Linked DNA regions of Homo sapiens: region 1 is linked to region 2. Evidence: chromatin loops called from intact Hi-C (ENCODE). Cell type or tissue: PC-3. All regions are shown on one strand. Links, peaks and the distances in the headings refer to the core of each region. The heading gives the core; the rest is flanking DNA.

Region 1 (8,594 bases), core at 1,549-4,048, 160 kb after region 2:
TCAATGGATTAGGATTTGGGTATAACACTCATTGTGTCCACTGCTTTAAGCACAGACCTACAATGGATATAAATATTGATACATTTACATGTAGATGATTATTATTAGACAGGCATCCACTACTTTCAAATTCCAGGTTGACTGTTTTAAAAGAGCCAAATTAAGCTATAATATATCTAAGAGAAAATGCTGAGATTGAGAAGTCAGGCATTTGCTGAGTAAGTTTTATATTAGGAAAACCTAACTTTAAACAATATCTAAAATCATTTGGAATCTCTGTGGAAATTTGCAGATAGATCAAAAACAGTGATCATTTTCATAAATGTTAAAACATTCTGAACAACAAAATCCGCTACATACAAAAATAAACTGTCACTGCAAAGTGCAGTTTTCCCTGTTTCTAAATATAGCTAACATTATGAATGGCCATTCTTAAGGGATTTCTGGAGCTTAGATAGAACACACACAAATTGTAGCTTTTGATTTAGTTGTCAGGGGGAGGGGCAAAGAAAAGAAAGGAGTAGGAAGGAAAGCCAAACCGCCCACACTAGATTCTAAGTCTCTGTCTGTCCACCCAAATGCCAATCTCTAGCAGTTATTTATTTCAGTTATTTTTTGTCTTCCAAAAAGAGAAAATGTTACACTATTTTGAATTAAAAAACACACACGCAGTAAGAAATAATGTTGGTTGAGTCATTTAATTTTTTCTTAACCCACAGTACCTCACTATAATGTTAACATAGGCTAAGGGCTAGGTGCGGTGGCTCACGCCTGTAATCTCAGCACTTTGGGAGGTCGAGGCAGGCGGATCATGAGGTCAGGAGTTCAAGACTAGTCTGGCCAACATAGTGAAACCCCGTCTCTATTAAAAATACACAAAAAATTAGCCAGGCGTGGTGGTGGGCGCCTGAAATCCCAGCTACTCGGGAGGCTGAGGCAGGAAAATCACGTGAACCCAGGAGGCGGAGGTTGCAGTGAGCCGAGATCGTGCCACTGTGCTCCAGCCTGGGCGACAGAATGAGACTCCATCTCAAAAAAAAAAAAAAAAAAAAAATGTTAACATAGGCTATAATACTTCTTCAGTTGCTTTCCTTCCCCAATTAGAAGTGTCACTTCAGCTTAATGCTTTCATGGTTAGTGAGAGAATTTCGCAGGACATTCAGTTCAGCCTCCCAGCTGAAAACCATGAAAATAAAAACTTTTATGACTTTTGAAATGTCAGTTTTGTTAGCTGCTATTTGCAGAAACAGATGAACATTCTCAAAAAGAGAGAAAAAAAGGAAGCTTATTTCTTAAGAAGTTAACTCACATAGGTATTACATGAAAGTATAGTTATTTCCTAATGTCTAGTCTACAAAAATCTTTAGAATTATGTAAGCATAATACATCCAATAATTTTCCATTGATCTGCAATATTGGAATTAGTAGCTAATACTTGAAATTTCTTATTGCTGCAAGCTAGTCTGGAAATTTTAAATTACAAAAGGACACTTGTTATTTCCAAAGTACAATATCTCTTCAAATAAAAAAAAAATTCCACTTGGTAAATAGTAAATAATGTCATCTCCATTTTCAAATGCCAGATTGCTAAAACATTCTTATATTTAGTAAGGAAGGCTTGATAGCCTGTGTTTTAGACAACTGAACTGCTTAGAGCTTCTTGCCTAATTTGGTCATTGGGCATCTGGCTGTGAATGACTGACATTTAGATTCCGTTAAGTGTTCGACTTCCCACTCTCATAGTACCTCAGCTGATCAAGGGGATTCTGCTTGAAAACTTCTCCTCCCTTCCTGCTCTATATGGAATAAAATCCAAAATCATCTGCTTGCTGTCAATCCTTCCCTCTCCGAAACTCGCCTATTTTACAAAAGTGATTCCTCCCATTCGCTTACCCCACACCTGGAGCTGTTTTGCATTTATCTTCAAATGCCCTGTCATGATCCTGTGTCATTCCATTTGGCATTCTCCTCTGCCTAGACAAGTGGATGTTACACAGAGTGAACATTTTGGGTTGTTACAACTAAGCACTCCTTAGTTGTGACAACCAAACTCAGTACCGACATCTAATGGGTAGAGGCCAAGGATGCTGCTAAACAGCCTATGATGCACAAGACAGGCCTCATAACCAAGTAAAAATGTCATAGTGTCCTGGCTGAGAAACCCTTGCCTAGAATACCATTCCCTTCATTCCAAGCCTGGCTAACATGCAGCTTACAAGTCACTTTGGAGACGACTTCTGAAAGTTCTTGAGGAAGAGCTGTTTGTGTCCTCAGGACAGAGCCCTTACAACACACCCCATCACTGTTTATAGTTTATATGGCTGTTATCAGTCGTATGTCTGTATCTGCCTCACTGTGCATGTGTGTGCATACAGAGACACAGACACACACACACGTGTCCCAAGGGCCCTTGCTTTGTTGATGCTTGTGCCACTGGCATATATGGCACAGTGCCTGACTCAGAGTAAGAATTCCACAAATGCTTCTGACTTGGTGGATGGATGGGTGAATGCATAAGAAACCTTGGGTTTTGCATGATCTTATCTCAGGTAAAGAAAAAGCCATCTTCTATTCACATGGATAGCTATAATTTACTTCTTAAAACCCATACTGGGAGCATAAACTAGCTCACCTTTTCCCAAAACCACAGTGATTCATGCACAGTAGTCCCAATTCTAACATTTCCTCATACTATGAGTCACTTCCTATTTATATTGACATTAATTTCCCTTTTTAAAGCTTAATTTATTGTAAAAGTCCCATAAATGGAAAGCTAGCATCAGTTATCATAAATATGACAGTAAAAAATAAACATGATGAAATTCTTGGATTCTGGCAGTCTCTACTTGATGAAGTAGCACGTGAAAGGCTGTGTCCGCTTGCTGTCCTAGAGGCTTCTCAGCATTTACCAATTAAAATCTTATGCACGTGCAGCACAATTTTGAAACACTGAGTGACATCAGTGAATGAGGAGGTGAGAACATTCAGTCATTCATACAGCAGACATTTAATGAAATGTCTTCAAAATGCCAGGCAATGGAGTATTTACTTGGGTAAAACAGTGACCAAAACGAGATACAGCCTTGCTTTCACTAAGTGATGGAGGCAGAGAGTAAAGGATCACAGGACCATATAGAGCCACCAAATGCATGAGTGCAAGTCTAGAAATGGTAGGAAGAAGTAATATGAAGAACCTTCAATAGTGCATACCAACTATCAGGTTGGTGCAAAAGTAACTGCAGTTTTTGCCATTACTTTTAATGTCATTACTTTGAGTAAAAAGAGAAGAACTTGATGACTAAACAGATTGCAGGTAGAGGGACAGCAGGGCATGGGAAAGGCAATTAAACGATGACCTTGGGAGACTGAGGAGAAGGTCCTGGTCACGTGAAATAGGAAATTCATCATAAATCACGGGTTTCAGGAGATGACAGATTTGCCTCTAGATAAATTGGGTTGGGGACAGAGAGTTGAATAACAATGTCACCGAAACTTAGGAGGGAAGTATAGATTTGTGACTCTGTTCAAATTCTTTTTTTTTTTGAGACTGAGTCTCACTCTGTCGCCCAGGCTGGAGTGCAGTGGCACAATCTCGGCTCACTGCAAGCTCTGCCTCCCGGGTTCACGCCATTCTCCTGCCTCAGCCTCCCGAGTAGCTGGGACTACAGGCGCCCGCAACCACGCCTGGCTAATTTTTTGTATTTTTAGTAGGGATGGGGTTTCACCGTGTTAGCCAGGATGGTCTCCATCTCCTGACCTCGTGATCCGCCCACCTTGGCCTCCCAAAGTGCTGGGATTACAGGTGTGAGCCACCACTCCTGGCCAACTCTGTTCAAATTCTTAACTGCTAAGCCCCACTTCCCTCATCTGTGAAATGGGACTAAAAGTACCATCTACCTTATAAATGTGGTCTTTCTTTTGTATACATATTACATGCTGGCACTGTTCCAAGGGCCTTGATTTAAAAACAAAAAACAACTTTTATTGAGTTTGAGCACTATGTGCCCAGCACAGTGCTATGCACTATGCATTATTTCAGTTAGTCCTCACAATAATCCTATGAGGCAGGTGGGGTTTTGAAACCCCATTTTACAGATGAGGAAATGGGCTTAGGAAGGTAAAGGAGCTTGCCATGGACACCCAGCCATAAGAGGCAGATAATAGACTTGAACTCAGGTATGGTCAAGAATCTGTACCGTTAACCAATCCACTACGTGAGTGCCCTCTAAGATGGTAAGAGTACTGCACACATGCAGCATGTGCACAGGTCAAGCGGGGGAAGCAGGTGGAAAGCCGGACTTCAAGTGGACAAGGAAGGAGTGGAAGTATTTTTTGCTTGTTTGTTCTTGAGACAGGGTCTCATTCTGTCACACAGGCTGGACTGCAGTGGCACGATTATGGCTCACTGCAGCCTTGACCACCCAGACTCAGGTGACAGGTGATCCTCTTACCTTAGCCTCCTGAATAGCTGGGATTACAGGCATGCACCACCACGCCTGGCTAATTTTTTGTATTTTTAGTAGAGACAGGGTTTCGCCATGTGGCCCAGGCTGGTCTCAAACTCCTAGGCTCAACTGATCTGCCTGCCTTGAGTGCTGGGTGCCCCTTGGAGAAGACTGGTGTGGAACTCAGGTAAAGTATAGTAACTTAAACATTTCTTTACAATTCATGTTCAGGGTAATGAGACAAGGAATATCTGCCCCACTGGATGTTGAGAATGGGAATCCAGATATACTTTCTGTGTAACACAGTCTATATAGAGGTATGCAGAGACTACTGTGGGTGATCAGAGAAGGGATTGAGAACTGGCTCTCAGAGGGTAAGGATTAGCCTGTTATGTAGGAGAACAATATTTAGGCAGAGGAAACGGGAACAGAAGAATAGAAAACTTCCTATTTGCACAAGGACTGTGTGTGGTTCAATGAGTGGTTGGGCATCATTTGTATGTGAAAGGCAAGTAATTCTGGGGGGTTAGGTTAAGGAGGGTTTTGGGGCCAAGGTCACAGAGGGTCTGGAATGCACTATTAAAAAGCTCTAACTTCATCCTATAGGGCATGGAGAGCTATGCTACCACAGTGGAGACCCAGCAGGTTTGTAGATTATGAAGCAACCTGTAGAGGAAGGAAGATTGAAGACAACAGAAAACAGGAGAACACCCCTTCAGGATGGAACTAGGAGTTGAAGGCACAAACAGAAAGATTATTAGGTTTGGAAAACAGGAAGTATTTCTTTCATCTTATGAAGAGGAGTAAAGGTGATAGATAGTGCTCAACCAGGAGATGCTGCTGTTGCTATTCATGATGGCAGTGGGGAAAACAATAGCTCAGATTTATTAGGCACTGTGCTGAATGCCTTTTAAAACGCTTTTAAATTTATATATATATACATATATACATATATATATGTGTGTGTGTGTATATATATGTATATATGTGTGTGTGTTTGTGTATATATATATACATTTTTTTTGAGACAGGGTGATATGGTTTGGCTCTGTGTCCCCACCCAAATCTCACCTTGAATTGTAATCCTCATAATACCCATGTGTCAAGGGCGGAACCGGGTGGAGGTAACTGAATCATGGGGGCAGTTTCCCCCATACTGTTCTCATGATAATGCATGAGTCTCACAAGATCTGATGGTTTTATAAGCGTCTGGCATTTCCCCTGCTTGCACTCTTCATTTCTCTCCTTCCGCCCTGTGAAGAGGTGCCTTCTGCCATGATTGTAGGCTTCCTGAGGCCTCCCCAGCCATGCGGAACTGTGAGCCAATTAAACCTCTTTTCTTTATAAATTATCCAGTCTCAGGTATTTCTTTATAGCAGTGTGAGAACAGACTAATACAGAGGGTCTCACTCTGCCACTCAGGCTGCAGTGCAGTGGTGCAATCACGGCTCACTGCAGCCTTGACCTCCCAGGCTCAGGTGATTCTCCCGCTCAGCCTCCCAAGTGGCTGGGACTACAGGTGCACACCACCATGCCAGCTAATTTTTGTATTTTTTGTAGAGATGGGGTTTCGCCATGTTGTCCAGGCAGGTCTTGAACTTCTGGGCTCAAGCCATCCACCCACCTCAACCTCCCAAAATGCTGTGATTACAGGTATGAGCCACCGTGCCTGGCCTGAATGCTTTATGTGTCATGTTACATAATTCTTAAAACTGTCCCATGAGGTAGGTAATACTATTATCCCCATTTATGGATGCAGGAGCTGAGGTTTCAGGTTAATACACTGAAAGTCAAACAGCCCATACTAAGCAGAGCCAGAGTTCAAACCTGGGGGGAGCAGGGGTGAGTCTTTGACAGTCCTGCACAAAAAGGGCAGAAAATGGACATGAAATGGAAAGGCCAGGAATACTACCAGCAAGTAATGTCACAAGAGGACAGATGGGAACAAATGCTGAAGACTGGGTAATGTGGCAAATACACCTTTAGGTCTGGAGAAGCTGAAGAATTAAAACTAAATTTTTAAAACCTGAAGATTAAACAAAAATAAAAAGCTGAATCTCACTAAGCATTTCAATGATTAGGAGTTCAATCACTTAAAGGTGTCATACATCCTGAGAGCACGAGAACACACATTACTTTTGACAGAAAGGAAACTGTGAATTCTAATAGAAATAAAAGAATTTCAAGTCTGCACGAGGCCTGAAAAAGTCAAAGTAATTTATCCCTGGCCTCAGGAAGAATTATCATAAACCATCCGAGATAGATGCATTTTTTCTATGTTAAATGACTTTCAGAAAAGGAAGGTTTTCCATAATTTTCCCTAGTAACTCATTGTTGTGTTTAATAATTTCACTGTCAAGAAGCTATTTCTCATACTGTATCTAACCCATAATTCTATAGTTTCAAATCCATTTCCACATTAGTTTAATCAAGGGGTAGTGAACAGCTTCTCTATCCACTGGAAGATAAACTTAATGACAATTATGGCCTCACGTCAGGCTTTCATCCTCTAAACGAAATACAGTCTGATTTTTAAACATGGTTGGTCTGTTTTAGTAAAAAGTATCTTTAATTTTCCATGCCTCTTTCTTTCCATAAAACATCCAGTCTAAATGAGATAGGAATATTACCATATGAAAACAGGATGAAGTCTCATTTCTGTATCTCACAATGACAATGTGAATGAAAGAGAAATATTAGGATTATGAAATGAACTAAATCTACTTGGTATATGAGCAACCTGGCACTGAAGAAAGAATACTGAAAATTACCCCATATTCTCTAATAAATTATGGCATTCATGCTGAGTTTATCGGCATATAAAAATAGTATTTCATATAGCAATGAAGAGGTGAAAATATACACATGTTACTGAACTAAAAGTACTACTTAAGAAACTAAACTGAGTCCAACAATCTCTGATGCAAATCATTTCTAGAAAAAGAACTGTTGATGCCTACAAGTCAATAGGTACAATGTCATAGGCATACACTAACTCCTAAGTAAGGCTCTCAGCTCAGAATAAACTAATCTTTATTGGCTCATATTACTTTATTGTAGTGCCTCTAGCACTATTTTGTGTGAACAATTGCAATAGTAATGTTTTCTTCTATTCAATTCAAATGAATGCTTCTATAGCAAATAAAGTGTCAAAAAACACGAACTTCTAAAATCCTTGTCAATGATATTTTATTGCAGTGGGTATAATGTCTCCTTTTGACATACATAATCTAAGTCTCATTACAGTAAAAGCTGGCTCAGCCAGAAATCTACAAAGCACAGATCTCCCTATGAGTTGGCGCTTTGATATTTCACTCAAACAATGATTACATGTGGTCAAAATAATGACCTTGAGAGTCTGTAAGAAAATAGTCAGGACAGAATCGAGAAAGGATGAAAAAGTTTCACCAGGAGTGGGGTTTTCAGGAAAGAATATGAGCAGTGCTTGAATCAGAACCGGAAGAACTAGAAGATCCAAGATCAAGATAAAGGTGCAAGGCATGCCTGGCCAAGGGGATCACATGTACAAAAACACAGGGGTATGTAGGAGCACAGTGGGTCGAGGCCTGTAACACTGAGATGGCCCACTGGGAATTAAAAGAAGTACCCATTCCATCTCAGACTGTGATACTGCATAGTATTTCAATGCCTTCAACATTGCATACATTTTCAACTAAATGTTATTTCAGAAATGTGTTTCTTTGTATTTCTAACTTTAAATACTTGTGGGTAGAATTAATGCAGTTACTACTGCTTAAATCTTTTAAGTAAATTAATCATAGAGTTAAGGGGCTAGTTCTAATAAAGAAGATAATCTACTATATACTATGTCAGACTATTCACAAGGGCTACAAAAAACCAAATCACATACATGTTATTTGCAGCCTTTTAATAACACAAGCATTAACAATTATCCTAAGTTTGTGTGCAAATTATTTGGCTGTGATTTTTAATTCCTCACAAAAACCTTTGACTATAAAGGAAAATGAGGAAATGTTAAAAATTTTAAAAATTAGATACCAGAGAATATTGCTTAGTCAGTGTCACATTAAAAACTACATAGGCTAGCATTGATTTATCCAGTATATATACATCATTTAACCAATTTGAAGCTCTGCAGAAAAATATACAACAGATTACTTAATGAAA
Region 2 (17,736 bases), core at 6,346-8,845:
AAGTAAAATGCATAATATATTACTTTATGGTGAAGGGGATAGGTCCTGCGGGGGTTGGAGCAAAGAGGATTAGAATTAGGGGAATGAGGGCTGACTTGGTGTTCTCAGCTTCTTGTGGTAACTGATATGAACAGGGATATGAGACATAATGAGTTAATTACAGTCTCAAGGCCAACACTAGTGTAAAGCTGTGCATCTCTGTGAAGGGGAAGTATTAATCCAAGCAGGGTAGCTCACGGTTTTGGAGCCCCTTCTTGCGAAGGTGACAAAGAGACAAAGGGACTGGGAGAGTGGCTTATCTAGAGCTGAAGAGCTCTAGAGCTCATTCCTGCCTTCTTTGTTCATTGACAGAGTCTTTGCTAAATTCCCCAGTGGATTCTTAACCAAATCACTGTCACTGAGATATATTAAAATAGAAAATGTCTTCTTTAAAATCCCTGAAGAAATTACCAAAAATATACATGCAACATTTTCACACAAAGTAAGAAAGCACAAATGTTAAAAAAAAAATTTTCAGCATTTGATGGCTTGTGTCCTCCCAAGAAAATTAAATAATACCCATAACTATCTTTATTCTTAATTTTTTTCTTTTATTGCCAAGTGGGAAATAAAAAAAGTCAATTATTTTTGTTTCTAGCATACTGTGATTAAACTGTGTGTTTCTAATTATAAGCTACCTACTCAAATAAAAAAAATGTTGCTTTCAAAACATAACACCACAAAATTGTCCCTGTGGCCTGGTGAGCAGTGGCAGAATTAGAGCTGATTGGGAACATCTACAAAGAAAAAGTGTCCTTAATAATGTGATTATTGGCCACCACACACTTCAGCTGGGGACTTTTCTACACGGATGCTTCTGTGGACCCTGGGGAGGGAGTATTTGAAAAGAGCTCAACATTGGACATTGACTAACTGATTTTCTGGTTATAAATAAGAACAAGCATGTGTCCTGGGGAAAGTAATGAATGTCACTGAGCATAAAGAAGAAACCAAGTTAAATGTACATGGATAGTTTTTTTCTAAGTGTGAATACAGTAGGTCGTATTTGTACAGTTTTGTCATGTATCATGGTATAGATTCCAAGTTGCATGTGGGAGCTGAAGGAAGCACCCATTTTTCTGTTCACCAAGCCATTCATTCACTCTATTGAGGATCTCCATCCATCCAGGGGAGAGCCACTTTTGTGTAGCTTGCTCAAAAACATTGTGTGGCTTATTGGAGAATAAATATACGCAAACACAAACAGGTATCTCACAACAATTTCTCCTCTACTCTATGGATTCAAATTTTTCCTTTCTGTTGGATGTTTCCACTTAGCCAGAAAGCATTCTGTAAAGTATATAAGCACTTAAGACTTTGCATACATGTATTATTAATCCCCCCAAGCCATCATTTCTGCCTCTAATTCTTCTTCGTTCAGCCTTCGATACCTCACCACCTACCCCCGCTTTATTTTGTGTAATCTACATTCAACCACTGCTGAAACCCCACTTGCAATAGACATCAGTCATTCTCTAGCTACCAAATCCACCCACCTTCTCAATTGTGTTTCTTTTCCATAGCCTCACACCGTTGATCAGCACCTATTTCCCTAAATCACTCCTTCCTTGCACTGCTCATTTTCAGGGTGGTTGTTGTTTTTGTTTGTTTGTTTGTTTTCTTCTCTAGAATCGCTTCTTCTGTGACTTTATCTCTGGTCTATCTTCCTGCCTCTAGGCCCTAACCATAGGTGTCATGGAATTTTCTATTTAGCCCTCTTCTCCACCCTCTGTCTTCTAGAAAAATGTATTTACTCTCACTCTTTCAATTATCATCTCTAAGCAGAGAGCATCCAAGTAGCTATCTAGAGACCTGACTTCTCTCTTGAGCTCCAGTCCCAAATATTTGTCTTCCAGACCAACAGGCAAAACTAAACTGTAGCATCTGTTGTAAACAACCCCCAGGCATCCACATGAGTAGCTGAGTGTGTTGTGAATGACCCCCAGGCATGCATATGGGTAGCTGGGTTCGTTATGAATGATGCCCAGGTATGCACTTGGGTTTGAGCTCAAACTGGAATATGAGCCAGAGCAGTCAGGCCTCTCCCCCTTTTTGAGGGCTCTCCAGAAAGGACTATTGTCAAGGAGGGAGGTGTGAAAGGAAAAGAGAGAAGAAAGGGAAGAAAATAGCTTAGGTGGGCTTCAGCCTCTGCTCAGCCCTCAAAGCATGATTTCCTATGAGAACCTCAAAGTTCATCTAGAGAATCTAAACTTGCCATCCTCTATCCTGTCCTTAAATTCGTCTTTCTTCCTACCTTGTTTATGATAATGTCACTTCATCTTTCCTTTCGCCTGGGTTCAACACATCTTGATCCTCTCTGTAGCTGCTGGTTATTTTCCATTTTATTCTGTGCAATATATCTTTCTATTTTATATCCTTTCTCCTTTCCCACTGCCTTTGCCTTGATTCCAGTTTCCAGTGCTTCCCACCTGGACTGTTCCAATAGTGCCACTGACCACTATCCACTCAAGCAACTCACTCCCGTGTGTCTTTCTCAGAGGTCTAAACTTACTTCCAACATTCCCTGGTTATATGGATTTTTTTTTGTTGTTTTTTGAGACGTGGTCTCACTCTGTCACCCCATGCTGGAGTGCAGTGGCTTAACCATAGCTCACTGTAGCCTTAAACTCCTGCACTCAAGCAATCTTCCCACCTCCCAAAGTAGCTGGGACAATAGACAGACACCAACACATGGCTAATTATTTTAATTTTTGTAGTGATGGATTCTCACTATATTGCCAAGACTGGGGGATATGTTTTCAGAAAACATACACACAATCTGAAAAATCTCAAGAAATATTATAAATGTTCTTCTTTCCATTGAATAGTTTACTTCTTTGGCTATAAACAGGGGCCATTTATTAACATTATATGTAATTTATGGTTTAAAAATGTGGTGGTAAATATTATCTGTGAAAGAAAGACTGGGAAAATAGCAATCTGTGGGAAGAAGGCTTTGTATGTCAAGGGAGTGAAAAGTGGACCAACTAAAGAAAGTCTCAATTAACCAGGAGAGCATGTTATTCTGTGGAGTTAGATAGGCAAGGCTCCATGTGAGAAAAGAAAATACAAGGGGGACGTGTGTGTGTATATGTTTGTATGTGTCTCCAACTACACAAAAGAGCTCTGTTTCCTCAAAATGACCAACTTTGAGTTGGAAGAGACCAAACTCACAACACTAAACAGGAATCCCAGAATATTCTCCCTAGTTGATAATTTTGGACCCTATAAATATACATCTTTACCATTTAACTTGGCTCAGTTATGACAGCTAATGACTAACTATTGAAGAATGTCCTTAAAGAAAGAGGGGAATGTGGGTTAGTTTGCAAATTCAGGGACTTCTCCCACATTCTCTGAGAGTAGTACCTGAGGACCATAATCCCATTGACGTAGAATGTAGTATAAATGATGCTCCTCAAGTTGTGTAAAGTGACTCATTGATAGGGAGTTGCTTTCATGGGCCGCTTCTCCATTCTCACAACCTCTAACTCCCCAAAAGAACTAGGAGATGCTCCCAAAGTAAACACTTGTTAAAACAGAAGCTTCCTGCTGGTGAGAGAGGGTCAGGGCAAGGATCTTCAATTTTGTTTGTATTTGCCGTGGGAAGTTTTGATGATATCAGTGATCTAATCCCTTATGTTCCTCTCTCAACATCCCACCTCTTAAGTCTAACAGGTTGATAGTCCATCCCCTATCTCCTACTCCCTGAATACTACATCACCTGCTTGAAGGCAGGGAGTGCCTTGTGTATCTTTGTATCTGGCACGTGTGTAATAATAGGTAAGTGAATCAACAAATCAATGAGCAAATATACCCCATAGCAATGGCTCCCAAAATATTAGATTAAAATATCAAAACACAGTCATTAATTGGACACAAATAATAATATTTGCATAAACATATTGCTGTAAGTACTTTCCTTTTGGTAAATTTCAAGAATGTGGAAATCATTTCAGAATGAATTAGGAAAATAGCTGCACTGTATTCATTTTGGTATTGAATTCAACTGTATTCATTTTTTCTACCACCTGGCCCTTGTCTACACTTCAGCTCCCCTCTCCCCAATTTCCTTTTTTGCTTTTTAGTCTCAGCTTTTAGACATCTTCCAACTCCTCTGACAGGCCATCATCTCTCTTGTCTTTGTGACTTCATATGTGAGGTTTACTGAGCCCCCAGATTTATCTTCCTCACCTTCTTATCATTCAGGTCTCAACTCAAAGGAGATATTCTCAGAGAGACCACTTTGACATCTCACTTGGCTAGCTCTTCTGCATACGCTGAGTGTGTGAAGCCATCAGCACATTAATGATGACATCTTTTTATGCATGTCTTCCTGACTAGACCATCAGCTCCTTGGAGGTTCAAGTTTGTCTTGTTCACTTGGTTAGTATTCATTGGTCTCAGTACAGTGCCAAGCAAACTATAGGTGTTCCGTAAATATTGTCTAGTAACATCTCAAAGTTAAACAAACATCATTATCATTTTAGTATCTTTGGGGAGATTTCATTCATTCATTCAACAAAAAATATATATTCAGCCCTTACTTTCTCAAGCTCTGCTAGAAGTATTCAAGCTCTTCACTCTATAAACAGATCTATTATTTTTCTCCCTCAAGTATTTCCAGCCCAGAATTCATTTTATCTTCCAAGAGATGTACTTAATAAATCTAGATTGAAATACCACCTCCAAGACTCCTGATGTCCTTCCTGTAGAAATATGTTATTTTCATATTCTACATTGTCTAAAGCTATTTAACTTCCCAATCACACACAGTGCCTTATGTAGTAACTATGTTCCCAAAAATGTTACTTAAAAATCAAATTATATATTTCAAGTGAATAACATTGTCATTTTAAGTATTATGTACTCATTTTTATTAAACCTCAATTGACAGTAGTTTTTCACATTTTACGTTGTGCCAGAATTTTTCTCTTGATTAATTAATAATACATAAACTAGGCTTAAAAGTATTGGAGGAGTATCTATTTAAATAAATATGTAAATGATTCCTTTTATTTTAGTGAATGATACATTATTTAACCTTTGTGTAGTAATTCTTTGGTCACCAGCCACATATGTCTGAGATATAATGTGCCCTTTCTTTACGGGGGTTCAATTAATGTTTCATTTTTGCAATGATGAAATTTAAATTCAGTTTTCCCTTTTTAAAGTTTTTTTTTCACTCTTACATTGCCAATATTGGAATTGCCACTAACAGATTTTTCAGGAGTGAGGATGAAATGATGTGTGTGAGAAAAAAAATGTGATAGGGAAGTTTGACAAAGTGTTTTAACTAGGCAGAGGCTGAAATTAGAAGCTGGTTATATGAGACATAGCTAAGAAGACATGACATTAAATATGCAGTGATAAGCTGAAACCCTGTTCAAGTAATAGAGCATCACACATAAAGGTATAGGTGGTTATGGTTAACTATTTTTACGATGAAAAGTAAATAAATATTGAAGCACTAGAAGCTTTCCTAATTCAAACATGACTGGGGTAATACATTTATGAACAGAAGAGGCAGGCGAATGGAGATTTGCATAGCCCAACATGAAATCTACCTATGCAATGGCAGTAGAGAGACTCATAAAAAAGCAAGATGGACCATTAGAGAAACACTTGCATTTTTATAGCTATTTTTATATCCAATGATCAAAGGCATTTTATTACCTATGTTAGGGGGAATTCATTTATTCATCTTCAAGCTCTACTATCTCTTTGGAGAAATAAACAAAAAGTCATGACACATCTTTGTAGCCATGACCAAGTAAAGAATTTAATCAAGTAATTTTTTTCACTGATAAATGATGAAAAAAAAGGTTAATTTTATTTGGGGGAGAAATAACCAATTCATCTCAAAGTATGGGTAAAGGCAGAAGTTATTTTTATGGGCCATCTAGAAAAAAGCTCAGGTAAAGAGACAGGGCCCACTAAAAGGCAATCTCTTGTCTCCTACTAGGTACTGATTTATTATAGGCACAAAGGGGGAAGTGTTACTTGGGTTCCATGCATCACTTACTGCATCTCTCCAGGAGATTCGGCATCTGCCATCCAGGTGCTGGCTTGATCTGCACTCTTTTTCTTTATAAGATCCAGTGAGATTATAGCCAAACTGATATGACTGCAGGGTCCCTAAACCCCTTGGCACACAACACTTGGATGTGTCTTTTTCAGCAGATATGATCAGCTTAACATCTGGTGGTTTCCCTCATTCTGTATTCATGCTTAGAGGCCAGAGTGAGCCAAGGTGATATGATTCTCTTAATGCTTATGTGATTTTGTTTGAATTTAGAGGAGGGCCAGAAACCAGAGCCCATTACTTTGCCTATATGATGATGTAATTAAGTACAAATTGGAAAAGGTAGTTGGCTTGCCTGTTGGTTGGCCCCCAACCAACCAGTGTGACTGATAAGTGTGACTAAGAAAAATAATTTTGGTAATGCCTCATCTCACCACCTGGCTGAATCACAAAGTTTAGAAAGCCTGAGACTAGCTGCCTGGTTGATGGTTTGTACCAATGTGCTGTGCATCTACCACTGAGATGCTTGGAGACCTCTAGTTTCAGATCAGTGCTAATGGCCTCAAGCCTAGGAATAAGCTGATTAAGGAGTTCCAAAGGTTAGAGCAGAAGAAAAACTAATCACCCTCAGGAAGGTAGTGGTGTGAAAAGCCAGCAACTACATATGAATGGTGCAAGCATTGCTGTTTTTTCAGGACTGTTCAAAGCAGCAAATGATAGTTAAGCATCATTCCTATCTGGGCAGTATCACTCTGTTGGTCACAGCATGTCCTTGAAAAGGTAGAGAGATCTTGGTTCACTATCTGAGCAAGACAAATTCATTCCATGGCCAAGGCAAGATGTTAAATAGTAATTGTGTGCCCAACTCTCTAACACACACTGGATGCTTTTCAAATGACCTTGTAGATGGAAAGACTTTCCCCTTTGGCTTCATATACAAGGAAACAGCCCTGTGTTACAGACTGAATGTTTGTGTCCCTCCCAAAATTCATATGTTGAAATCCAATCCATATAGTGATGGTATTTGGAGGTGAGGCCTTTGGAGCTAATTAGGTCATGAGTTTGAGGCCCTCATGAATGATATCAGTGGTCTTACAGAGAGAGCTCACTTTCTCTCTCTTTCCACCATAACAGGATGCAACACAGATCAGGAGTCTGAATCTCAAAAGAGAGCCCTCACCAGAACTCCACCATGCTAGCACCTTGATCTCAGGCTTCCAGCCTTCAGAACTGTGAGAAATACATTTCTGTTTGTTTTGATAAGACACCCAGTCTGTAGCACCTTGTTACAGCAGCCTGAGTGACTAAGACATCCTGCATGCAGCTGCCCGTTTGCTTTTTGAGTCACATAGGCCTATAAATAGGAGAAATAAGGGCTACTGCTAGCTCCTGAGGATATACATGCATACCATGCATACCATTTTATTGTGCTTCACTTTATTGTGCCCCACAGATGTATTTTTTAGAAATTGGCGTTTGTAGCAACACTGCATTGAGCATGTCTATCAAAGCATTTTCCCAATAGCAAGTACTTGCTTCATGTTTCTGTGGCTTTGCCATTATTTATTATATCTGTTATGGTGATCTACAAATCAGTGATCTTTGATGCTACTCTTGTAATTGTTTTGGGATATCATGAACTGCGCCCACGTAAGATGGCAAACTTAATGGATAATGGTTGTGTATATTCTGACAATTCTACCACCAGCTAATCTCCCATCTCTCTCCCTCTCTTTGGGCCATGATGTTTGCTGAGACACAACAATATTGAAATTAGGCCAGGTAATAACCCTACAATGGCCTGTAAGTGTTCAAGTGATAGGTAAAGTCATACATCTCTCACTTTAAATTAAAAATTGAAAACTAGAAATGATTATGTTTAGTGAGGAAGGCATGTTGGAAGCCAAGACAGACTGAAAGCTAGGCTTCTTGTGACAAAGAGAAAGGCAAGTTGTGAATGCAAAGAAAAAATTTTTGAAGGGAAGTAAAAGTGCTACCCTAATGAATACATGATTATATGAAAGCAAAACAGCTTGTTGCTAATATGGAGAAAGTTTGTGTGGTCTGGATAGAAGATCAAACCAGCCTCAACATTCCCTTAAGTCAAAGCCTAATCCAGAGTAAGGCCCTAATTATCTTCAATTCTATAAAGGCTGACAGGGGTAAGGAAGCTGCAGAGGAAAAGTGTGAAGCTAGCAGAAGTTGGTTCCTGAGGTTTAAGGAAAGAAGCTTCTTCATAGCAAAAGTTCAATGTGAAACAGCAAGTGTTGAGGTAGAAGTTGCAGTAAGTTATCCAAGAAGATCTAGCTAGGATAATTGATGAACGTGGCTATACTAAACAACAGATTTTCAATAGAGACAAAACAGCCTTGTCCAAGAAGAACGTGCCATCTAGGACTTTCATAGCTGTAGAAGACAAGTCAATTCCTGGCTTGAAAGCTTCAAAGGACAGGCTGCTCTCTTGTTAGTGGCTAATAGAGCTGGTGACTTAGTTGAAGTCAATGCTTATTTACCATTCCAAAAACCTAGAGTGCTTAAGAATTATACTAAATCTGTCTGCCTACACTTTAGAAATGGAACCATAAAGCCTGTTTACAGCATATCTATTTACAGCATGGTTTACTGAATGTGTTAAACCCACTGCTGAGACCTACTGCTGAGAAAAAAAATTCTTTCAAAATATTACTGGTCATTGACAATGTACCTGGTTATCCCAGATCTCTGATAGAGCTGCACAAGGAGATTGATGTTGTTTCCGTGCCTGCTGACACATCCATTCTGAAGCCCATGAATCCCTAAGGAGTAATTTTGACTTTTAAATATTATTATTTAAGAAATGTAAGGCCAGGTGCGATGGCTTATGCCTGTAATTCTAGTACTTTGGGAGGCTGAGGTTGATGGATTGCTTGAGCCCAGGAGTTCAAGACTAGCCTGGGCAAAATGGTGAAACCCCATCTCTACAAAAATATGTATATATATATAAAATTAGTTGGGCATGGTAGTGTGCACCTGTAGTCTCAGCTACCCAGGAAGCTGAAGTGGGAGGATTGCCTGAGCCCGGGATTTGGATGCTGCAGTGAGCCATGATCTTGACATTGCACTTCAGACTGGGCAACAGATCAAGACCTTATCTCACACACACAAAAAAAAGAAAAGAAATTTATTTTGTAAAGTTATAGCTGCCATAGTTCTTGATTCCTCTGATGGATGTGGGCTGCATAAATTGAAAATCTTCTAGAAAGACTTTGCCATTCTAGATGCCATTAAAAACATTCATGATTCATGGAAGGAGGTCAAAATATCAACATTAATAGTAGTTTGGCAAAAGTTGACTTCAATCCCCATGGATGACTTTGAGGGGCTCAAGACCTCAGTGGAGGAAGGAACTGTAGATGTGGTGGAAAGAACAAGAGAACTAGAATTATAAGTGGTGCCCGAAGATGTGACTGGCTTGCTGCAATCTCATAATAAAACTTCAACATACGAGGAGTTGCTTTTTATGGATGAGAAAATTGGTTTCTTGGGATCGAATCTACTCCTTTTGAAGATGCTATGAACATTGTAGTAATGACATCAAAGTATTTAGAATATTCCACATACTTAGTTAATAAAGCAGCAACAGGGTTTGAAAGGATTGACTGCACTTTTGAAAGAAGTTCTACTGTGGGTAAAATGCTATTAAACAGCATCGCATGCTACAGAAAAATCTTTTATGACAGGAAGAGTCAATTGATGTGTCAAAATTCACTGTTGTCTTGTTTTAAGAAATTGCCACAGTCACCCTAACTTTCATCAACCACCATCCAGATCAGTAGCAGCCATCAATATTGAGGCAAGACCCTCCACCAGCAAAACAATTATGACTCTATGAAGGTTCAGATGATCATTAGCAATTTTTAGCAATAAAGCATTTTTACGTTAAGGTACATACATTTTTTACACCTAATGTTATTACACATTTAATATACTACAATATAGTGTAAACATAACTTTTATATGCACTGGGAAACCAAAAGATTTGTGTGATTTGCTTTGTTGTCATATAAGCTTTATTATGGTGATCTGGATCTGAACCCACAATCTCTCCAAGGTATGCTTGGATTAACAACCTGTGTCTCAGCTCCGAAACCTTTTCTAAAGCAGTATAAAAACCTGGTAGAATCAGAAGGCTTCATAAGATGCAAAATATGTAAAGAGATTCTTTGTTAGATTTAAGGGATCCAGATGTAGTGTACGAAGTTATATAATCACATTCAGATCCCTAGTATATATGGTTATTGTTGGAATGCACCTGTTTTTTTTAACACCTTCACAATAAACCTGTGGGGGTAACTCCTATTATTGCCCGGTAAAGGAAGATGCTCAGAAAAGTTCATCCCACCCAATGAGAAAGGGTGAAAAATACAGAGCTGAGATGCCCACCCAAAACCGCCTCCAAAAGTGTATCATTTTATTAGAAGCTGAAGTTTTTATCTATTTTAAAGACAAGTCATAAAAGAAGACTGGCTTAATAGTAAAACATTAATGGTAACATTAATTAGCATTCCCATCACCATTGCTCACACTTATTTTCCATCTTACCTCTGCAATAAAGGTGCTTACATTTTTTTAAAAAATCAGCATCCAAAAAAAAAATTGAGACCCCAAAAGGGGAAATGATCTCACTGAGTCCCTGAGCAAGTCACAGACAATTTTGTCAATCTGATTCCATCTCTAAATCTCTCCTTACCTTGATATTCTAATTAGTAAAAGTGAGAGAAATTATCTCCTATCCTCTTATTTCAATGTCAGGGAAGGAGCCAAGAAAGAAACTCAGCAGCCTCCACTCTCTGTCTAAATGTTTTGTTGACAAAGCCATATTATATCCACATGCCCAAATGCAAGCAAGATGGGAATAACAACAACAAAAACTCTCAAGAATGGCAGGAAGATCATGGAAAAAAGCAGCTGATTCTCCCCTTCCTCAAGAAAAGGGAACAATGGCATCCATTCATTTGGAGGTAGAACTTTGAAAGTCCAAGAACTATGGCATGGACTGTTTAACTCTGGTTCCCACTAGGACTTTTCTGCCACTGGCAATTTTGCCAGAAATTGCACTATAAAACATGAACCAGGGATGGAAGGGTGGGGTGCAGAACCGTGGGAGACCCACACAACCCCCAAAATTCAATTCCACTCTTTATTTCTGGTTCATGGAAAGAAATTGGCTCAGCACGCAAGCTACTCTGGGATTTGCTGACCCTTCTGCCGGGGGTGATAGGAATCTGTTCCTAATTGACCCTCCTGGACAAATCTGGAAACTTCTACTTTGTTCTCCCTGTCTTAGAAGAACTGAGTACATATTGTGCCCAAAGAAAAGTAATTCTAGCAAGTTTTCATCAGTAGGTCTAACTAAACTGTGGGAGTAACAATCTGGAATTTAAGAAATGCAGTGCCAAGACTCACAATGAGTGGACACTGTGATTTTTAAAAACTCCCAATTTACTCTTCTGTAAAATGAGAGTATTAATATTGGTATCCTAAAACCATGGTGAGAATTTAATGATACTACATATATACATATATATACAATCTCCAGCATGAAGTGAGTGCCCCTCCCCTTCCTGGCACAGTCCAATCTAGTGGCATATCCAGAGCCTCCACACTCTAAGATGCTAATATTCGAGGTGTCCTCACTTGAATAGGTCCCATGGCAGGTGGATCCAGAGATAACCACAGAATCCCATTTTGTACAGCTTTCTGCTCTCAGTGTCTTTGCTTCCTGCTCAAGGGACTCATCACTTTTTTTTTTCTTCTCTTCTAATCCCTGCTAATAAATCCATTCTCAGACATTTTCTTAACCAATGCTTCAATCATGGAATCAGGAAATTTAAAAGCAGAAATGAATCTAACAATGTAATTGAGGTTATCCCTCCTCTGGGCAATTGATTCCCAATGTGAATATGAAGAATGGCATCCTTGCAAGCATAGTTTTGGTATTAGTCACTGTAATGATGAAAAGCTTGTTGTTTTATGTTCAGGGGGCGTGACAGTAAGAAAAGTGGGGGGGTTTCTGAGGGGCCTTGAAATCTCTCTTATCACTCACATCATTTCCTTAAAGTTACCATTCATTGGCTTTATGTTATGACTAATAAACTCTTTAAACTAAAATCTATCAACCCTCTTAACAACCACAGATGTAGACAGGTCCTGATGCATCCTATCTCCTCTCACTCTCCATGACTCTACTCAAACACCTCTCACTAGGGCTGCCAGAGACGTGGAGATGTTATTAAGAGCTCACTTCCTATTTTCATCTCACCTGACTTCTCAGTATTTCCACTATTTTGAACATTCCCCTTTTCCTGGAACTCTCTATTCTCTAAGTTTCCTTGATCCACACTCTAGTTTTCTCATGCCTCTCTGGAGATTCTTTCTTCACCCAGCCATTAAATATTGCAATTCTTCAAAACTTTGTCATAGGTCTTTCCTCTTTTTAAAATTATTTTCTGAGTAATATCATCCACATGGGCTTCTGTGACCACTTATATATAAATTATGCCTAGACGTCAGATCTCTCCTCTGATCTCCAGTTGCACATATTCAACAGCCTGCCTCTTGTCCCTGCTTGGATATCTTAAAAACCACAACCCACAAATGTTTATTTGAACTCTCCACCTTCTTCAAGAAGTCTTGGGGTTTAACTGTCACAGCAACTCCCAGCATCCACCAAAACAACATTTTTGATCCTTTGATCCCATCACCTTTACCCTCCATATCCTTACTGTAGCCAAGCCCTATAGATTTTTCTTCCAAATATCTCTTGGATCTGTCCAGTATTTCTACCTTTGATGCCACTTTGGACTACAGCAGTCAATAGCCTTTCAACCAGTCTTATTGTAGCCATTCTTGTCTAGCTCCAATTCATTCTCTCTAATAGAGGCAAAGCGCTGTGCTAAAAGGCAAATAGAATTTTTCCATTCCCCATTTAAAATACTTCAATGGTACCTGGTGTTCCTGGATTAAAGACCACAGTCCTTACCAAGACTTTCAGGGGCAAGAGTTCTCCACTCCTGTCGATCGCTATGGTTTCATCTTCACCTGTTCCAGCAGACACCTTTCTGTTTCTAACAACAGCAAGCTCAATCCCACCATAGAAACTATGTTTATATTCTCCCCTCTCTGCCTAGAAATCACTTATCATCTCCCCAAACCCCCTCACCCACTCCATTAGTTTCCTAGGGATACCATAACAAATTGCAAGAAACATGGTGGTTTCATAAAAGAAACTTTTAATCTCAGGTTCTGGAGGTCAGAAATCTGAACTCAGGGTGATTGCAGGGCCATGCCCTCTCTGATGGCTCCAGGGGAGAATCTGTCCTTTGCCTCCTCCAGCTCCTGATGGCCGCTTGGCATTTCTTGACTTGTAGCTGCATAACTCATCTCTGCATTCATCTCTACATGGCTCCTCTCCTCTTGTGCCTGTGTTCATCTTTTCTGTGACATTTCCTATTCTTTTTTTTTTTTTTTTTTTTTGAGACGGAGTCTTGCTCTGTTGCCCAGGCTGGAGTGCAGTGGCACAATCTCGGCTTACTACAAGCTCCGCCTCCCAGGTTCATGCCTTTCTCCTGCCTCAGCCTCCCCAGTAGCTGGGACTACAGGCGCCTGCCCCCACACCTGGCTAATTTTTTGTATTTTTAGTATAGACAGGGTTTCACCATGTTAGCCAGGATGGTCTCGATCTCCTGACCTCGTGATCCACCCACCTCGGCCTCCCAAAGTGCTGGGATTACAGGCGTGAGCCACCATGCCCAGCCAACATTTTCTATTCTTATAAGGTCAATTCTCATTGGACTAAAGGCTCACCCTGTTAATCTAGAGTGATCTCCACAAAATCCCTAACTTAAGTATATCTGTAAAGACTCTTCCTGCATAAAGTTAGAACTTAGACTTATCTTCTTGGGGGCCACATTTGAACCCTTTACATGTACCTAAACCCTATTTATTCTTCAGATTTCAGCCCAATAAGTATTTCCTTAGAGCAGCCATTCCTTCTCTGAATAAGCTCATGCTTCTGAGGAAGTACATACTTCTTTGTGGTCTGCTGGCCACATCACACAGCAGCAAAGCAAAGCTTCTTCCTCCATAATCTCACATTGGTACACAGCGTCATGTACACACACATAAAAGAGAACACACACATTAATTCGCTGAAACACATGTGTACAAGCAGGTATGCCCAATCCCAACAGAATTTTGGGAAGTTTGATTCCCACACACCCCCTAACCCATACAACTCTAAGTCTAGCATGATTGCCTCACTGAGGGTCTAGGGTACATTTAGGGTAAACATCTCTGGTGCCATGTAGTGAGTGAGTGGGTTTGATTGTGTTGCAGCCAGGGCTGATGACCATCTGGACTATTAAAAAGTTAACTTGGATCCAAGGAAGTCCAAAAAGTGGTTCTTTTTGTAGAATAGTAGCCAAAATGTATTTTTACTTGAGTAAGTTGTACCCTTTTCTAACATAAACAAAGAAACAGTGTCTTAGTTCATTTCTGCTGCTATAATACGGCAGACTGGGCAATTTATAAAGAAGAGGAATTTATTCTCACAGTTCTGGAGGTTGGGAAGTCCAAAATCAAGATCCCACTATCTGCTCTGATCTTTCCTATTGTGTTCTCTCATAGTGGAAGGAGGAAAGGCAAGAGAGAGCAAACTCACTCCTATAGGCCCTTTTCAAAGTGGCATTAATTCATTCATGAGGGCAGAGCCCTCATGACCTAAACACTTCCCAAAAGGTCCCCGCCTCAACACTGTTACATTGGGTATTAACTTTTCAACACACAAACTTGGGGGTCACATTCAGACCACAGCATATGATATAAGCAAGCTATCAGTGGCACTACCCAAATATGCCCACTTCTGTCCATCACCACTGCTACAACATAGATGCAAGATGCCATGAGCCCTTGCCTAAAATATTGCATCAGCCACCTAATTGTCTCTCTGCTTGTCCTCTATGCTTGCCTCCTTACAATCAGTTCTTCTGTATATGACTTTCAGAATTATATTTTCTGTAACAAATCGTGTCACTTAAATCCCCTGTCATTCCCTTGCTTGAAACACTTCAATGACTTTCCACCAGACTTAGAATATTATCCAAGCTCCTCACTATAACCTATTAGCTTGTATATTATCAGGGTATCCCATCTCTTATCACTTCCCCCATCATTCACCCTGATCCCCACCACTTCAGTGATACTTCTACCTATTCCTTGAAGATATCAAGTCAACTCTCAGCTTAGAGTCTTTCCACAGACTGTTGCCTTTGTCTGGAATACTGCTTCCCTGGGACCTTGTATGCCTGGCTCCTTATTATGTAGATCTCAGCTAAAGATGCCTCTTATTTTATCTAAAATAAACCTCCTCAAATCTCTATCACATCGGTTTATTTTATTTCCTTTGTATCTATGATTACTATCTGAATTAATCTTATTATTATTTATTTCCTATACCCTCTCAGGAAAAGATAAGCTTCATGAGACAGAGTTGGCCCACAATAAATATTTAATGAATAAACGAATGTTTGGCTCCACCAACTCTGCTGTACACACATATCGCAGACTTAGACAAACAGTGTGTCAGTGTTTATGACTGAGCCATAAAGATGTTAATCTAGCTCTTCTTTCAAAGGTTTTTCTTTCTGTTTTTTCCTTCTTTACCCAGCAGTAACAGGCCTTCCTGACAACTCAAGTTGTTTGGCATCTTGGGCTCTTGTCTTTACTCCATTCTCCAGCAGCCTTGGAGTCATTTTATTTTCGTTGCTCTAAACTACATTTGCAAGGTCCAGAACAATGAGATAAACTCTCCCTTCTCCTGTGGCAGAAGCATAAAGGAATTTATAGTATCAGACCCTCTCTACTGGAAAAAGTCTTTTCGTAGTCTACTTTGAGCCCAAGTTACTTATCTGCAAACACTTTAATTTGCAACCAATGCACTAATTTAATGTCATGCCTATTTTCCAGTGCAGAAAAACTGTCTACTGATCTCTGTATACCCCAGTGTACCATAGAAATTAGCACGTAGTAGGTGTTCTGCAGTGTTTACTGAGAAAACAGAATACATTTATGTCTCAAAAAGTTATTAAACTCAGCAGAGACTTAAAAGAATATCAAGTCCCTTCCCATAGGGGAAAAATAACTCTTTTAGATGGAATGAGATTTACTGTGTCAAAATATATAAAAACCAGTTAGACAGAAAAAGCCCTCCACAAGATCAAAATCATCTCCCAAAAGATGTAATGAATGTTTCCATATTTGAGTCACTTCAAACTATACTGAGCACTCTAAAATATGTAATTATAAAGCCCTGTAAAAATAAAAATCTATGTTCCAAGGAAAAGACACTGAGCTCTCCTGATTTGAAACCAAGATGGACCAGCATTCACAGCATGTTAATCTCCTTAAGCCACAGTTTCCACATGTGAGAGAACTTAACCTGTGTCCCGAGGCAGTCAGGAAGCTAAAGCGCTCTTGTCTGCCATGCATGTGAAGACCTTTACATGAAAGGTGTTACAGAAGGCCAAGAAATTCATCTTGGCATTTGTTTCGACTGGAAAATTCCTTCAAATATTATAAGAAGAAATCCCATAAATGACTCATCGGGTTTCAGCCCTTCATAAATTTTAAAATCAAATGATCTTTTAGCTTTAAACTTGTAGATAAAGGTTACAGAAAATTCTGCAGTACTATATAAGGCCAACGGCTCTGGTAATGGCCAGTCTTAGACACATACACGTATTGCCTCTGATGGCTGTGAAAGGGGGATTACCTGTTTATTTTCTGCAATGATTTGCAGGGACAGGGACTAGGGTTTACCTTATGGCATAATAGTCACCAGCCAGCACGCAGTCTGATAGTCCCAAGCAGATGAACTTGATTCACTCTGTTATTTATATTCTCCAATTGAGAATGTTTGCATATAAAAGTTTCATTAATTATAAAAAGAGATAATGTAAAGGAAAAAGCCAGAATCACATCAAAAGGACTTCGGTATTGTGATTCTCTCCCTGCCACACCCCAGTCATATGATTTTGGCCAAGTTATAACATCCTCCAGTTTTCTCATCTGTTAAAAGAAAGAATATATTTCAGCTACCCATTTAACAGAATTGTTGTGAAGATTAAATCATGTAATGCATTTGAAAGCATTAGAAAAATATAATGTAAAATATTTAAATAAAACATTATAGGTATCATTAATACTGCTAACATTTAGATTGAATTGTAGAAAAATTTTAAGTCTTAGTATATTAGTCAGAAAAATTGTATCTGTTTTTGTTTCTTTTTTTCTTTTTTTTTAAATAGAGACAAGGTCTCACTGTGCTGCCTAGGCAGATCCCAAACTGCTGAGCTTAAGCAATTCTCCCACCTTGGCCTCACAAAGTGCTGGCATTTCAGGCATGAGCCCCCCAACCTGGCCATATTTTATCTAATTTCTCTCCTTCTTAAAGAAGGGGACATTTTAACTCTAATCACACCCAATATATCTTACTTTTTGTGTTGTTCAATAATTTACCTATATCTTATTTTTATCCTTAAGTTTGATATTATTATTTTTTTACTCAGTCAACATTGGTTTAGGTTAACCTAAAGTTTACTAAATAATTTAGGATCCCATTTTACATCTCAGAC

The links. A loop is a pair of places that touch in the nucleus more often than their neighbours do. Peaks named below come from ENCODE experiments on the same cell type or tissue, not always from the same donor. Only the 100,000 strongest peaks of a DNase experiment are listed, where the experiment ranks them.
Region 1: it touches region 2 in a loop (2.7-fold over the local background); 2 of 110 quality-filtered maps call a loop at or near these places.

The regions. Positions count from the first base shown.
Region 1 is chr18:27,994,282-28,002,875 of GRCh38, forward strand. The region is part of intron 7 of CDH2 (cadherin 2); the gene reads right to left. Among named protein-coding and RNA genes, the nearest start is that of CDH2-AS1, 77 kb to the left of the region's middle. In PC-3, for the core only: no CTCF peak of the experiment used is centred there; a DNase peak (open chromatin) is centred at 2,660.
Region 2 is chr18:27,831,946-27,849,681 of GRCh38, forward strand. No RefSeq gene overlaps it. Among named protein-coding and RNA genes, the nearest start is that of CDH2-AS1, 81 kb to the right of the region's middle. In PC-3, for the core only: no CTCF peak of the experiment used is centred there; DNase peaks (open chromatin) are centred at 6,486 and 7,406; H3K27ac peaks cover 1,648 bases.